2 separate regions of the Homo sapiens genome follow, and region 2 is linked to region 1. Evidence: read pairs that join two places in POLR2A ChIA-PET (ENCODE). Cell type or tissue: PC-9. All regions are shown on one strand.

Region 1 (8,000 bases):
AAAATTAATCTTATAGGTTTATTAATATGTACACAATCTGTAATGATGTATTCTCTTTCATTATTGATATGGTACTTTGTGCTTTCTGACTTTTTTCTGTGATAAGTCTGTCTAAAAGCTAATCAACTGTATTGATCTTTTCAAATAAGTGGATTTTGGTTTATTAATTTTTTAAAAATGTATATTTTCTAAATCTGGGGTTCTGTTCATCTTTATTATTTCTTCTTGTTTTGGGCTTCATTTTGTCTTCTTTTCCCAATTTCTTATAATACCAGCTTAGAGTAGTCATTTGAGATTCTTCTCTTATAATATAGGTATTTAAATAAAAATGTTCCCCTAAGAACTACTTTAGTTAGATCCTGCAAGTTCTGATGTCACATTTAATTTCCTCTATACTTTAAAATAATGTTTACTTTTAGCTGAAACTACTTTGACTCACAGGTTATTTAGTCATGCACAATTTTATCTCCAAATATTTGGAGAAATTTTCCAGATATATTTTTGCTAGGTTTTTTCCAGTTTAATTCCATTATAATTATCGATCACAATCTCTGAGCACACTGTATATTTCTATTTATTTAAACATGTTGAGATTTGTTTTTTAGCCCAGAGTCTGGCCTGTGTTAGTGATTGTTCCATGCACATTGGAAGAGTCTCTGTACTCTTCTGTGGGTGAGTGGACTCTTCCATAGGCAGGTGTCAATTGGATAGAGTTGGTTGACGGTGTTGTTCAGCTTTTCTGTACTCTCCTTGACTTTCTAAATACTTGTTCTATTAATTATTGACAAAGGAGTGATGAAATCTTAAACTATAATTGTGGACTTGTCTGTTTTACCTTTCATTTCTATCAGATTTATTTATATATTTTAAAATGTATTGTTAGTTGTTAGGTGCACACACACACAAAGATTTGTTTCTCTTTATACCTGATAATGTTACTTGTGTGTTGTGTTTCAGGGTGTCTGTTTCTTCATTCTTTCTGTTTGAACTCTTGTATGTGCAGGTGGCTGTCTTGTGACAGCCTATAGTTTTGTCTTGCTTTTATACACACTCTGTCAATCTCTGTCCTTGAATTGGTGTGTTTATGCTGCTAAAATTATATTTGTTGCATTTTGATTAACATCTGCCATCTTGCTAGATCTCTATTTGTTCCATCTATTTTGTTTTTTTTTAAATTTCATCTTTCTGATTTCTTTTGAGTTGATTGGACATATTTTATGATTTTATTTTATCTTCACCTTTTGACTCATAATCTATAATGTGTTTAATTTTTGTATTGGCTGCCACAGAATTTACAGTATACATAATCAGAGTCTGTCTTCAAGTAATATGATATTGCTCTAGTTTATTTCTTATTCATTTCCTGAATGTCTCTGATAGCTCTCTGGTCATTTCAAGATAAATTTTTCATTTTGCATTTTTCCAGTTCTCAGTGGGAGTTTTGTCTGCCTCAGGCAGGCTTGTCATACCCATCCTGAAAAGAAGACCTTCTGAAGACTCATCCTTAGTCACTAATATCTTTGGAGAGAGAGAAGTACCTGTGAAACAAGAACACAATGATATGAATGAGAAGCAAGAAACAAACAGCTCTGGGAAATTAAAAACATGATAGCAGAAACTAAAACTTAATAGAAAGTTTGGAACTTAAAGTTGAAGAAATAACCTTAAAAGTAGAGCAGAAAGAAAAAGAGCTGGAAAATAAGACATAAAAGATAAGGCTATTAGAGGACCAGGACAAAGTGTTTGACATCTGAATGGTAAGCCTTTCAAAAAGAGAGAACAAGAGGTCAGGAGATCGAGACCATCCTGGCTGACACGGTGAAACCCTGTCTCTACTAAAAATACAAAAAATTAATTGGGCGTGGTGGTGGGCACCTGTAGTCCCAGTTACTCGGGAAGCTGAGGCAGGAGAATGGCATGAACCCGGGAGGCGGAACTTGCAGTGAGCCGAGACCACACCACTGCACTCCAGCCTGGATGACAGAGCAAGACTCCGTCTCAAAAAAAAAAAAAAAAGAACAGAGGAGAGGACTCACCAATTAAATAAATTCAAATTTTTTCTAGAATTAATTTATGCAGCCAAACTGAAAAATCCCATTGCTTCCATGAGAATAAAATAAAATATTCAAGCCATGCATATTCTCATGACATTTTCAGAATACGTGGGCCAAAGAAACTGTAATATTATATTTCAGCAAGAAATAAGATCATAATTAAAGAATAAGAACTGATAATGTTTTGTCTTCAACACTAGAAACTAGAAAATGGAAGAATGCCTTTAATATTCTGAAGGAAAGGTATTTCCAGCCTGAACAATTGTATCTGGGCAAACAACCAATTAAGTTTGAGAACGGAATGAAGTCTTCATTATTTGCGGATTCTGTGTTTGTGAATTTTCTTACTAAAATTTATTCGTAACTCTCAAATCAGTATTACAACACTTTTGCAGTCATTTGCAGACATGTGGTAAACAATTTGAGTTGCCCAACGCACTTTCCCAGTTGAGGTTAAACAAGATGACATGGTTTGTTTAATGCAGCTTTCATACAGGAACATATCCTTCTCATGGTCTATTTAGTGCAATTTTTTCTTTGGATTTTTGTGCTTTTTTGTTTGTGGTTTCTCCACTTAAGATGACCCCCAGGTGTAGTGCTGAAGTGTTGGCTAGCTTTCCTTAGCACAGGTGGGGTGTGATATGTGTGGCTAAGCTTCATTCAGGCCTGAGTTACAGTGATCTCGGCCATGAGTGCAATATTAATGAATTAACTGTATAGAAAATAAGGTGTCTTTAAACAGAAACACACATCAAACAGGGTAATGTATTGATTGGTAGATGAAAATGTTGTGAACAGAGACTGGCAGGAACCTAATCTTGTCATTTCTCTGAGAGCAATGGCTCAGTATTTGCTAATTCAGTGTTGGTGGCAACTTTACAGGACATAACTATGGCAAATAATGAAAATCAGCTGTAAATATACTTTCAGGCACGTTTTCTCCCAAGTAATCTCTTCTCAAAAAGTTTTTGGAAGACAGGTTTCACCAAGACAAGTGAAAGCACTAAAGAAAAGGAAGACATAGGAAATAGGAAAGTGAAGATGTAACACGTCAGAGAAGCAAAGGGAGTTCCAGGATGATATTGAGGAAAGATCCCAAGGAGAAAGCATGACACCAGAGCTAGTGAGCAAAAAAATCCCAATCGGAGCAGTGTCACTCATAGGTGATAGTGTGTAGGAAGCGGTCATCTGCGCCGTCTTTGCCATCAACACATGGCCTTTCTGCGTGAAGGTGGAATGGCGGTGTGTCCCGCCAGACTCATCAGTGCACAATGCTGGTGGAGCCTCTGTTCCGTCTTCTGTGCCTGCAGCCCGAATCCGCTGAGATCATCCACATGGCACCCACGAAGAGCTGTGCACTAGTTACCCCCAAGGGTTAGAACTTGGCTGTGTTGAGCTTAGAAGAAGAAGACAAACCCTGTTCCCACCACACCCCAATTGTATTCCTGCTGGACCACACTGCAGCCTTTCTAGAAGTTCCAGCTTTTTCACAGGTTTTCACTTCTGTCCTTGACCACTTGTTTTCTCAAATGGGGCTATTGTAACTTCTCAGGAAAACTAAGGCCAGACTGTGATCCCGAGAGACACAGATCCGCTTCTCTTACCATGGAAGCTTTACTTAAAAAATGGCCCTTTCCTGAGATCAACTTTGAAAATATCTAAATAGTACATTTGTTATACACAGCCATATGGGGAAAATAAAAATAAAACTATATGAGGAATTAATGACAAACATTCAGCATGGTGGTTACCTCTGGAGGGACAGAGTAAGGGGGATAAAATCAGGAAGACGCTTTCAAGTTCTGTTTCTTAAGCTGGGCAGTGTGTACACATTATTTGTTTTATTGCTATTCTTTATGCACAAACACACACACACATACATACAAGCACATATACTATACTCTTTTATATATGTGTTATATGTTTAAAAACACAATTAAAAAAATTAAAGTCTTAAAAGTCACCAAACAGAAAAGCTGAGAAACCCTACTAGACATCTCCAAAGGCTTGTTTTTGTTTAACTGTTAGTGTTGCTGGAAAAAGGGGTCTTGTCCCAGATCCCAAGAGAGGGTTCATGGATCTTGCACAGGAAGGAAATGTGAGTGAGTCTCAGAGTGCAGTGAGAAGAGAGAGTTTATGGAAAGCTACTCGGTTACAGAGTAGGGCATCCTCAGAAAACAAGCTGAAGAATGTGCCATCAGTGCTTTAAATTCCTCTTGTATAGGGGTCTTATGTATGTAAAAGCTAAGGTGCCCACGGGCTAACAGCATGAAAAAATTGATTACTTTGTTGATATGGAGAAGGTTATCCTTGGCATTTGAGTGCGAAAGTACATCAAAGCATGCTATGATCATCTTAGAAGCACATACTGTTATGTGATATTGGGACATCTGAACATTCTTCTGTCCTAGGAGCTCGCCCTTGCGGGCATTACTAAATTGCTTCCTTAGCTGTAAACATCTTATGACCACGGGGTGTGACTGGCAAAGAATGTGACTTGCTAGTTTTAAGATGGAGTTGATTTTAAAATGGCGTCAGTCAGGCTCACCTACGTTCCTGTTTCCCAAACATTATTGTAGTACTTTTTCATTGACATTGATCTCTTGTTATTAAATATAAACTCTTTTTATATTTAATAACAAGAGATCAATGTCAATGAAAAAGTAACGGTGAAAAACGAAACAGTAAATATGCTAATATAAAGCAGGAAAAAATCAGGTCAGAATTTGGATAGAGGCATTTAGTTTCATCATAAATCAGGTCATTGGTCTCATGCTAAGAACACTTAGGGGTATCCCTTTCCACCAGGGACCTGTTTTATTTTTTCTTTCACTTTCTTTACTGTTTTTATGGCTGTTTGCTTACTGTAGCAGTTTCTTCACATAAAGGTTTGCTTCGATTTGATCAAAATCCATTTTTTCCCTAGTAGACGGAGGCAAAGGAGAAATATTTTCAAAGAAAAAAACAATACAGATGACAAAACCAACACTGGTTTTCTATTACAGAATATAGAAAATCAGAACTAATTAACGGGCATGTCTATACAAAGAAACACACTAAAAACGATGCTACATTTTGAATCAATTATTAAGAAGTCCCAGTTTATACAAGATAGAATGAAATGGCCATCAACTAAAGTTGTGAAATACTCTGTGTACTCATCATTCTCTGACAGTCTTCCCTGACCTCAATCCTCAAGAGACATTTTAGTCTTCTTTTTTTGCATGTGGAATTAATTTGGATTTTGTAGGAAGCAGACTGTGTCATGTGAGTCTCTTATTTCCCAAGTTACAGCTGATGTGCAGCTTCTGCTCTGGTGTCTCATTCGACGTCAATGAGTAACAAGAGAATACTCCGTTCTTTAGAAATGAAGTAAGTTCAGGAGTATGTCCCTAATACTGAAAATTACTCTCTCGAGGGCTAGGTCAAGAGGGTATGTTTAGTGACAAAGCAGCTGAGTCAAGTTTTGGAATGAACCGATTTGCTAAGGAGGCTGATGAATGAATTTGCCCTTGATGTTTTGCAGTTTTCATATCTTCCCATTCAAAAGAACACCTTACCTAACTTCTTCATTATTATCACTTTCTACATTGAGGAGACCCATCCTAATTGGAGGGCTGAGAGATCATGAAAATTCAAACATTCCAAGAAAAATAACAATATTTGAATGATCCCTCTGAAAGAGATTTATCAGAACCTCTCCTGTTCTCTTCTTGCTAATGCCTCTGTTTGTCATGGTGAGAAATGTTATGATGATTTAGAAGTAGTCTGAGGAAAGTTTGTTAGCTTCAAAAGGGCAAAATAAAATTTCCCAAATTCGCAAAGCCAAAGAGGTCTTTTTCTTTAAAGTGTGACTGTGGGGCCTTTGGTACATCAGTTTTAGAGAAATAAAGTGTTTTTTTTGTGTTCCTATATAAGTAACACATGCATTTTTAAAACTCTATAGAAAATGTGTTATTTTCAATAAATGATATGTATAATTTTTTAGTTATCTCGATATGACACTTACCTTCTATACTTTGAACACCCTCTCATGAGATACTGTACATCTTCTTTGCATATACTTACATTTTATATTGTCTGCCTTCTCTGCTCGTCTATAATTTCTGTGAAATCAGAAAATGGCTCTCATATCCCCACTTTCCAGTCACTAGTGAACTCCCCAAATATAATTGAATATATGAATGAATATTAAATAAGACTTACTAAATTCATCATGACAATATTATATATGTCTTACAAATGAAAAAACCAAAATTATGTTTTCTATTCGGGACTAAGCTTGAATCATTAGAGTGTGACATTTCTGAAAGTATGTTCTACAGAAAATTATTTCTGGAGGATTTTAATAATCAGCAAAACAACCTTCCTCCCTTGTTTAATAATTAAAGTAATTTGGAGAATTGAAAGTTGCTACATTAAGCAAAATTAGGTTACTTTACCACTAGACATAGAAATACATTAATATGTATATAGAGCGTGCAAAGCTCTGGGTGGGGATTTAGACTTCTCTGACTGGCCGGAGGTCTTCTTAACAAGCTTCCTGCAGGAATAAAATTGTCCTTTGGGACCAGCTGTGTTAGAACATGGCATTTATGCTTGTTTCATTGAATACTCCATTTTGATCAGTCTGCCTTTTGACCTGATAAAATTTATGATTGCATATGCAATGTAGATGTAGCAGATAGGCAAAAACTAATTGAGAATCTCTTATGAACCCTTGTCTAGCACTTGCAACAATCCTATGGGGAAAGCCCTATTATCCCCACTTTGTAGATGAGGAAGCTGAGACCCAAAGCGGTGAAGTGAGTTTCGGGGCCAGCACAGTAGCGCTTGTGAGGAGATGGTGTCTCATTCCGGTTGGCCTGATTCCAGTGTCCAAGCTTGTTCTGCCGACTTCATCAAGTTTCCAGCTTCCATGGTACCTGTCCTCATGCTGACCCAGGCCTTTCCATGGCACTGGCTGCATCCCAGAGTGAGGTTCCTGGGTGGTCCTGCCTCCACAGCTCCTTGTTAGAAAACCTGTGGATTTGCTGCTCCTCAGAGTTTTTCTTGTTCTTTTCTCAGGTCCAGTTGCTTGTGAGACTGGCTGTGTTTTCTGCTCTTCGATTCTTTTAAATATCCCTACTTCTTTATGATTATTCATCCTTAGACTAGTTTGTGTAGGTTTCTCCTTTTGCCGTCAAACTACTCTTGTCTAAGACAAAGCTTGAAAGAGGGAAGATTCTGGTGTTGAGCTTTGAATGAATGCCGGGCACTATGTTAGTAAACTTCCTGTGTGTGCAAAGGTGTGTTCACGTGTGTGGAGATGTGAGCCTCAAAACAACCCAGAGAGAATATGTGATGATAGCTCCGACCAGCAACTGAAGCTAAGTCCGAAAGAGATGGCCGTGGACGTGAATGGAGGCTCCTCACCATATTAGTTGCACCAGAACACAATCACCAACTAGTCATCAATATTAGATGATTGTGTGAGACAAGGCTGTCAGGCAAAGAGAAATTGGGGAAGAAAGTTGTGTAATGCTAAAGTCACCACCAGGGTTTGAGTTTGCACCAAAGATTATGCGGGTGGCTCCTTCCATGCTCTTCCCCAGCCGTCTCTTCCTGTCCTGCAGCACCTTTTGAATGGAATGTTCACCTTCCCCTTCCCAGTCAGGAGAGTCCTTTCACCACAAAGATTATCAGCCACTTGTATTTTGTGTGCATTGTATATATTTACCCCTGTTTATTTGCCTTTTGATTTTGTAAAGGGATTTTTAAGCATACATAAGATTTAAATTATATTAGACTATAATAGCTATGTGTGTATACATAAATATATGTATTTTGTGTATACATAAATATATGTATTTTGTGTATACATAAATATATGTATTTTATACACACATGCATATATATTCATATATACACATATACACATACATATATAGTCCCTTAGAGTTTCTC
Region 2 (8,000 bases), 92 kb after region 1:
CTACACCCTAGAACAAATGGACTTAACAGATATTTACAGAACATACTACCCAACAACTGCAGAATACACATTCTATTCATCAGTACATGGAATATTCTCCAAGATAGACCATATGATAGGCACAAAACAAATCTTGGCAAATTTAAGAAAATCAAAATCATATCAAGTAATTTCTCAGACCACAGTGGAATAAAATTCGAAATCAACTCCAAAAGGAACCCTCAAAACCATGCAAATACATGGAAATTAAATAACCTGCTCCTGAATGATCATTGGGTCAACAATGAAATAAAGATGAAAATTAAAACATTCTTTGAAATGAATGATAGTAATGACACAACCTATCAAAACCTCTGGGATACAGCAAAAACAGTGCTAAGAGGAAAGTTCTGTGAACCTCAAAATTTGAGACAGGTCTCAGTTAATTTAGAAAGTTTATTTTGCCAAGGTTGAGTACACTCCCGTGACACAGCCTCAGGAAGTCCTGATGACATGTGCCCATGGTGGTAAGGGCACAGCTTGGTTTTATACATTTAGGGAGATATGAGACATCAATCAATACATGTAGGAAGTACATTCGTTTGGTCTGGAAGGTGAGACAACTTGAAGCAAAGGCAGGAAGACGAGAAGCAGGGAGGGAGCTTCCAGGTCACAGATAGGTCATACAGGATTACATTCTTTCAAGTTTCTGATTAGCCTTTCCGGAGGAGGCAAATCAGATATGCATCTAGCTCAGTAAGCAGAGGAGTGACTTTGGATAGAATGGGAGGCAGGTTTGCCCTAAGCAGTTTCCTTAGTTGAGTTTTCCTTAGTGATTTTGGGGGTCCGAGATATTTTCCTTTCAGTTCATAGCGTTAAATGCCTACCTCAAAAAGTCTGAAAGAGCAAAAGCTGACAGTCTAAGGTCACGTCTCTCAGAACTAGAGAAGAAACAAGAAAATCCAAACCCAAACCCAGCAGAAGAAAATAAATAACCAAGATCAGAGCAGAACTAAATGAAATTGAAACAACAACAACAACAACAACAAAAAAAACAAAAGATAAATGAAACAAAAAGCTGGTTCTTTGAAAAGATAAATAAAATTGATAGCCCATTAGAAAAGAAGAGAGAAGATCCAAATACACTCAATTAGAAATGGAACAGGAGATATTACAACTGACACCACAGAAGTACAAAAGATTATTCAAGGCTACTATGAACAGCTTTATACACATAAACTAGAAAACCTAGAGGAGATGGATAAGTTCCTGGAAATATAAAATCCTCCTAGATTAAACCAGGAAAATATAGAATGTCTGAACAGACCAGTAACAAGCAGTGAGCTTGAAATGGTAATTTTTAAAATGCCAATTTAAAAAGGTCCAGGACCAGACGGATTCACAGCTGAATTCTATCAGATATTCAAAGAAGAATTGGTACCAGTCCTATTAACACTGTTCTAAAAGATAGAGAAAGAGGGAGTCCTCCCTAAGTCATTCTATGAAGCCAGTATCACCCTAATACCAAAACCAGCAAAGGACATAACAAAAAAAGAAAACTACAAACCAATATCCCTGAGGAACATAGATGGAAAAATACTCAACAAAATACTAGCTAACCAAATCCAACAGCATATCAAAAAGATAACCCACCATGATCAATTGGGTTTTATACCAGGGATGCACGGATGGTTTAACATACATAAGTCAATAAATGTGATACACCACATAAACAGAATTAAAGACAAAAATCACATGATCATCTCAATAGATGAAGAAAAAACATTTGAGAAAATCCAGCAATACTTTATGATTAAAGATCTCAGCAAAATTGGGATAGAAGGGACATACCTTAAGGTAATAAAAGCCATCTATGACAAACCCTCAGCCTACATTATACTAAACAGGGAAAAGTGGACAGCATTCCCCCTGAGAACTGGAACAAGACAAGGATGCCCACTTTCACCATTTCTATTCAACAGAGTACTAGAAGTTCTAGCCAGAGCAATCAGAGAAGAGAAAGAAAGAAAGGGCATCTAAATTGGTAAAGAGAAAGTCAAACCATCGTTGTTTGCTGATGATATGATCATATACTTAGAAACCCTAGGGACTCATTCAAAAAGCTCCTAGAACTGGTAAATGAATTCAGCAAAATTTCAGGATATAAAATTAATGTACACGTATCAGTAGCTCTGTTACATACCAACAGTGACCAAGCTGAAAATCAAATCAAGAACTCAACACCTTTCACAATAGCTGCAAAAAAAATTAAAATACTTAGGAATATACCTAACCAAGGAGGTGAAATACCTCTACTAGGAAAACTACAAAACACTGCTGACAGAAATCATAGACAACACAAATGGAAACACAGCCCATGCTCATGAATGTGTAGAATCAATATTGTGAAAATGACCATACTGCCAAAAGCAATCTACAAATTCAATGCAATTCCCATCAAAATGCCACCATCATTCTTCGCAGAATTAGGAAAAAAAAAATCCTAAAATTCATATGGAACCAAAAAAGAGCCCACATAGTTAAAGCAAGACTAAGCGAAAATAACAAATCTTTAATAGATGTTGGTGTGGATGTGGTGAAAAGGGAACACTTTTACACTGTTGGTGGGAATGTAAACTAGTACAACCACTGTGGAAAACAGTGTGAAGATTCCTTAAAGAACTAAAAGTAAATCAACCATTTGATCCAGCAATCCCACTATTGGGTATCTACCCAAAAGAAAAGAAGTCATTATATGAAAAAGATACTTGCACACACGTTTATAGCAGCACAATTTGCAATTGCAAAATTACGGAACTAGCCCAAATGCCCATCAGTCAATAAGTGGATAAAGAAAATGTGGCATATATATACCATGTACTACTACTCAGCCATAAAAAGGAACAAAATGACGGCATTTGCAGCAACCTGGATGGAATTGGAGACTATTACTCTAAGTGAAGCAACTCAGGAATGGAAAACCAAACATTGTATGTTCTCACTCATGTATGGGAACTAAGCTATGAGGATGCAAAGGCATAAAAATGATACACTGGACTTTGAGGACATGGGGGAAAGGGTGGGGGTGGTGAGGGATAAAAGACTACACAATGGGTACAGTGTACACTGCTTAGGTGATGGGTGCACCAAAATCTCAGAAATTACCACTAAAGAACTTATTCATGTAATCAAACACCACCTGCTCCCCAAAAACCTATTGAAATAAAAAAAAATAAAATTAAATAAATTTGAAAAAGAAAAAATAAATGGAGTAGACACCACTTAGGATGGCTGCCTGACTCCAATTCACTTTTCTCTGAAAACTCTCCCAATACACAGTGGTTGCTGCCAACCACCCTGTCTGTGGTAAGGAGCCCTGCCTCCTGCTAGAGTCAGTAAATATTTAACTCAAACTCAGCCAGTCGAATTTTGTGCCAGGATTGTGTAATTTGGAGCTGAGAATCTAGAAACGTATGAACCTACAAAGTGGAAATTATGGGCCCCTCAGTGTATCAGTAGAAGCACTCTATGGGGACAGCCACGAGCCCCTGAGTGGAAAACCTTGGAGCTGCCTTGGTTCCCCTTCCAATAAGTTCTTCCGTGATTCCATTCCGTGAGCGGTTCATTGCAACATACTCCAACTGGAGAAACAAACAAAAGGATAAACATAAACAAATCCAGGAAGATGCAAATCAACCTATTCCTGCAAGTCTCCTCACTACGGAGAGGGGCAGTGCCATGAGCAGTAATAAAATTGATGACTTTATGTTCACCCTTTCTGGGGGCTGAGATTCAGGGTGATCATATAGTGTATTTTCTAAACTAGATCACTTAGCAAGTAAAAGTGCACTATTAATTATGTTGGAATAGGAGCTGCAGTCTGACATACGAGGACAAATGGTCACTCTTCCCAGACTGCACCTGATGCATCTTCCTCAATCCAAAATCTGTGGTAGAAATAAACCAATGTGGACCTATTTTCAACAGGTAGCTGCAAACCAAAGACAAAGGAGGGCTTACAAATGATGACCTTGTCTAGGAAAATTTCTATGTGAAGGAGTCTGCAGAAAGATGCAGGAAAGCGTAACTCCCATGAAATGAATAAAAAGCAGAAGCACACAGGCCTAGCTGAAGGCAAATCAGAAAAGGAAGCTGGAGGTTTTAAGTCTGTCTGGCAGGAAGAGTTGCTTTCTGCACTGCACCAGAGCTGAAAATGGCTGCTCCATTGTTCAAAATCGTTGTTCAACACTGTTCAACACCATTTTACTTTCTGTAAACACAGCGACACTCTTCCTGGCAAGTTTCACGGTGTGAGCTTTCCAATTTTACATCCAATATTCTGCGGTTTGCACATGCACATGAGCTAGCTAGAATTCAGGGTGGGGTGTAAAACAGAGACAAAAACCACAGCAATGCTCTAAGGAAGTCCCATCCAGTTCAGAGCTGTCCTGTGCAGCTGTCTCCCGAAGGCGCCCAGCAGGGCAGTGTGCCCAGGCTTTCTAACTTGTGACTTCTGGTAACACAGGAGAGAACATCTCCTATAGTGGAAGGTCTCTGATGAAAAAGATCCACAACCAACCCAGAAAATAATGTTCTTGAGGTAATCAAGGAAAAGATGACATTTCAAAAAGACTGAATACATGATATAGCTTGAGAAAAGAATACTGGCTTCTCTTTCTTTTTTTTTTTTTGTAAATAATTAATTCTTGTTCAAGGAGACATGCAGTAGAATTCCACAATAGATAATTAAGATGGTCTGTAGTTGATGAAAACAAATGGAAAAATGATAATTGTAATAAAAATAGGATTCTATATTGAGCACTTATGATGTTCCAGAGACCGTATTAAGCATGCTAGTTTAGTGCCTTATTGCTCACAGTGGTGAGAAGATGTAATATCTGCATTTTACAAGTGAGGAGACATTAAGTTCGCATAGCCAGTGAACGATAGGTAGAGCTGGTTTGAATTCGCATCTGGCCAGTCCAAAGGAGTGTTGATCATCATTCCACACTACCACAGAGTCTTAGCTCAGACAGGGATCTAAGCAGAAGCTTCTCAGAGCCCCATGTGTGCACACTGTACACTTAAGTCAGTGAACTGTGCAGTAGGCATTACAGGCCCTGTGAAGAGGACTCTTAATGGGTAATGTATTAATTGGATATTACTCCAAAAGCAATGTGCACTTAATGTCAGTAAATTAGAATCCCATTTACAGTAAGTATAATTAACCCACTGAATATCCATTACTAGCCAGCTTTCTGCAGAGAAAGATCATTTTATAAAATGTCTTTTTTTTTTTTTTTTTTGGAGACAGAGTCTAGCTCTGTCACCAGGCTGGAGTGCAGTGGCGTGATCGCAGCTCACTGCAACCTCCACCTCCTGGGTTCAAGCGATTCTCCTGCCTCAGCCTCCCTAGTAGCTGGGACTACAGGCACCCACCACCACGTCCAGCTAATTTTTGTATTTTTAGTAGAGACGGGGTTTCACCATGTTAGCCAGGATGATCTTGTTCTCCTGACCTCGTGATCCACCCGCCTCAGCCTCCCAAAGTGCTGGGATTACAGGTGTGAGCCACCGTGCCTGGCCTAAAATGTAATTTTTTTATAAATACACTTTTTGTTTCTAGGAGCCTACAGCTAATATTAAAATATTTTTAAGCAACTGTCAAGCAGCAGGTTCAATAAGTCTCCTATTCAGTAGGAGGGTGGAACTTTCTTTGTACTTAGTGTAAGTAAACTAAGTATGATTTTCAAACTCTACATGGAAAATGGCTTTTCCCTGCTTACATCAAACAAGTAGACAATTTATCAACATATCACTTCTGATTACTTCACATTTGAGCGAGAGCCAAGGTTTAAAACCCCAGTCTGAGGAATGCATACATACTCTCTGACAGTGGAATGAAGGAAAGGTATACCATTCTGACTTTAGTATACGTCCCCAGGAACGTGTTTACACTGAGAAGCATGTGGTATGATGAAGGTCACTTGGCAGTTTGGCCCTTTCTTCTCTTTGGCAGTGGGAGGCCATGAGAGCCGGAATTCTCACGAGCAGCAGCGGCCCTGTGGCCCTCAGCAGAGGGACTGACTGGAAGCAGATGTGGCACAAGTCTCCCCATGCGGCTTCACTGTTGACTCTCAGGACATCTACCCTGGGGACTTCCCGCACCAAGAAGACCCTGAGGTGAGATAAATAGGCATCTTTCTTTCAACGAATTAAACAAAAGTGGATAACTTGATGGAGTAGCTGGAAGTCAATGCCACTTGCTTTTAGAAATGTGGCCTTATAAAGTGTAGGTGAATTGGAACATCTGGAAATATTTTTGAAAATAAATCACTGCTCAACTGAAACATTAAATAGCTTTTTTTATTTTTTATTTTTTTTGGCAAGTGATCTATCTTAGCATTACTTAGAAATGAACTCCTGGCAAACCACAAACTTAATGCTCTCCAATGAGATCAGCACGTAATTTGTTGTATTCTTAGGATTACTGTGCTTGAACTATTTCAAGAGTTTGGCCTGGCAGGAAATGAGTTTAGGGTGAAGCGGGGATGACAGGCACTACAATTTCTCTTAGTAGATTTTTATCAATCAGTGTTCATAATGGAGACCTGCATAAAGTCAGGAAACTTTACAGGAAATTGTCTGTATATACTTGGTTAAGAATCTTATTCCCATAAAGCCACAGTTAAAGTAAAAAACATGTGAAAAGCCATATTTGATGGAAGTAGAGACACTCTATAAAAAGAAACAGGAAAGCCCCAGAGTGGAATTAAACACACAAACTCACATTTACTTCAAAGAAAATAGAATAACTGTGTCAAGACCTCATACGATGGGAATCTCCTCTTTGCAGAAAAAGCAATGCTTCCTGTTTTGGGTTTTCATTATGTTTCTATAAATCCCTGAGAACAGAAAGGTGATTTCTGATCATTCTTCAACTACCATGTTTATGATAAAAGGCGACATTTCTGTGTGTGTGTGTGTGCATGTGTGTGTGTTCTTCTCCGTGAAATGCTTTGGCCAACACAAAAAATTAGTGATATAGCAAAATATTTTTGTGTGTGTAAAAATAAAAAAAATCATAAACAAAATGATACCAACTATAGTAACGATGCGAAGATATGCTAACATGAGAACAGCAGGGAAAAGGTGTTTACAAACAAATGAGCCAGGGGCCTCTAGGAGGGGCTGAGGAAAATTGTATTGACATTATTTTGTTTATGTATTTTTAAATTAATAGCCCTTTAGAAGATCTTAGGAGTACTCTGCAGACTAACATGTATTCTGGAATTTCCTCTGTAAAGAACTCTGATCAGCAAGAATTATAGGTGTTTTTCTGTCTGTGTAGGAGCATTTCTTCAATGATTCATTTCATTGTTTTGAGAACCTCAATGAATTGGTAAGAAAATATTTAAGATGGATAAGAACTAATTTTCTTAGGAAGAAGAAAACATTTCTGGAAACTTGGAAACCCCATTGAGCATGTGTAAGGAAGTGAAATAATCTTTCATAACGTGTATACCAGTAAGACACAGAATGATATTGTCCTTTGTTAAAAGGTGGCAGGAAGGATTCCTACCTCACTGCTGAAGGAATATCTCACAGTCTAAACAGATGGTTTAATCTGTCCTCCTCAGTAGAACATTTACCAGTAATAACGTTAATTGGCACCAACCATCTACATGACAGTCTAACTTCAGAGAACAGTGTGATTTTATTTATGTGTCCCTAAGAATGTCTTTATTCTAAAATTCAGAGTGTACTGCAATTTTGTAAGTGGCTTTGATCCCACGTTGCTTCGATCTAAGTGAGTTCACCCATCAGATCTGAGAACTTATGTCCAGCACTGACTTTACTTCAAAACATTTCCACATCTATCTGGGGTCTTTCACCAGAGACCTTTAAAACCGAGATGAAAATCTATTTTAATACACTGAAATGTATTTGACTTTAGCAAATTTAAATGTATTAGTGGTCAAATTGTCATTTGTTTCACTTAGGCTGATTTCCTCTGTCTA

What was found. Peaks named below come from ENCODE experiments on the same cell type or tissue, not always from the same donor. Only the 100,000 strongest peaks of a DNase experiment are listed, where the experiment ranks them.
Region 2: POLR2A ChIA-PET joins it to region 1 with 11 read pairs; 2 of 35 experiments call an interaction of 5 or more read pairs at or near these places.

What each region holds. Positions count from the first base shown.
Region 1 is chr7:54,901,649-54,909,648 of GRCh38, reverse strand. No RefSeq gene overlaps it. Among named protein-coding and RNA genes, the nearest start is that of EGFR, 110 kb to the left of the region's middle. In PC-9, no CTCF peak of the experiment used is centred here; no DNase peak of the experiment used is centred here.
Region 2 is chr7:54,809,995-54,817,994 of GRCh38, reverse strand. It overlaps LOC124901636 (a long non-coding RNA gene), which reads left to right and starts at 5,862. Exons shown (of 2, transcript XR_007060327.1): 1 at 5,862-6,162. In PC-9, no CTCF peak of the experiment used is centred here; a DNase peak (open chromatin) is centred at 615; H3K27ac peaks cover 1,277 bases.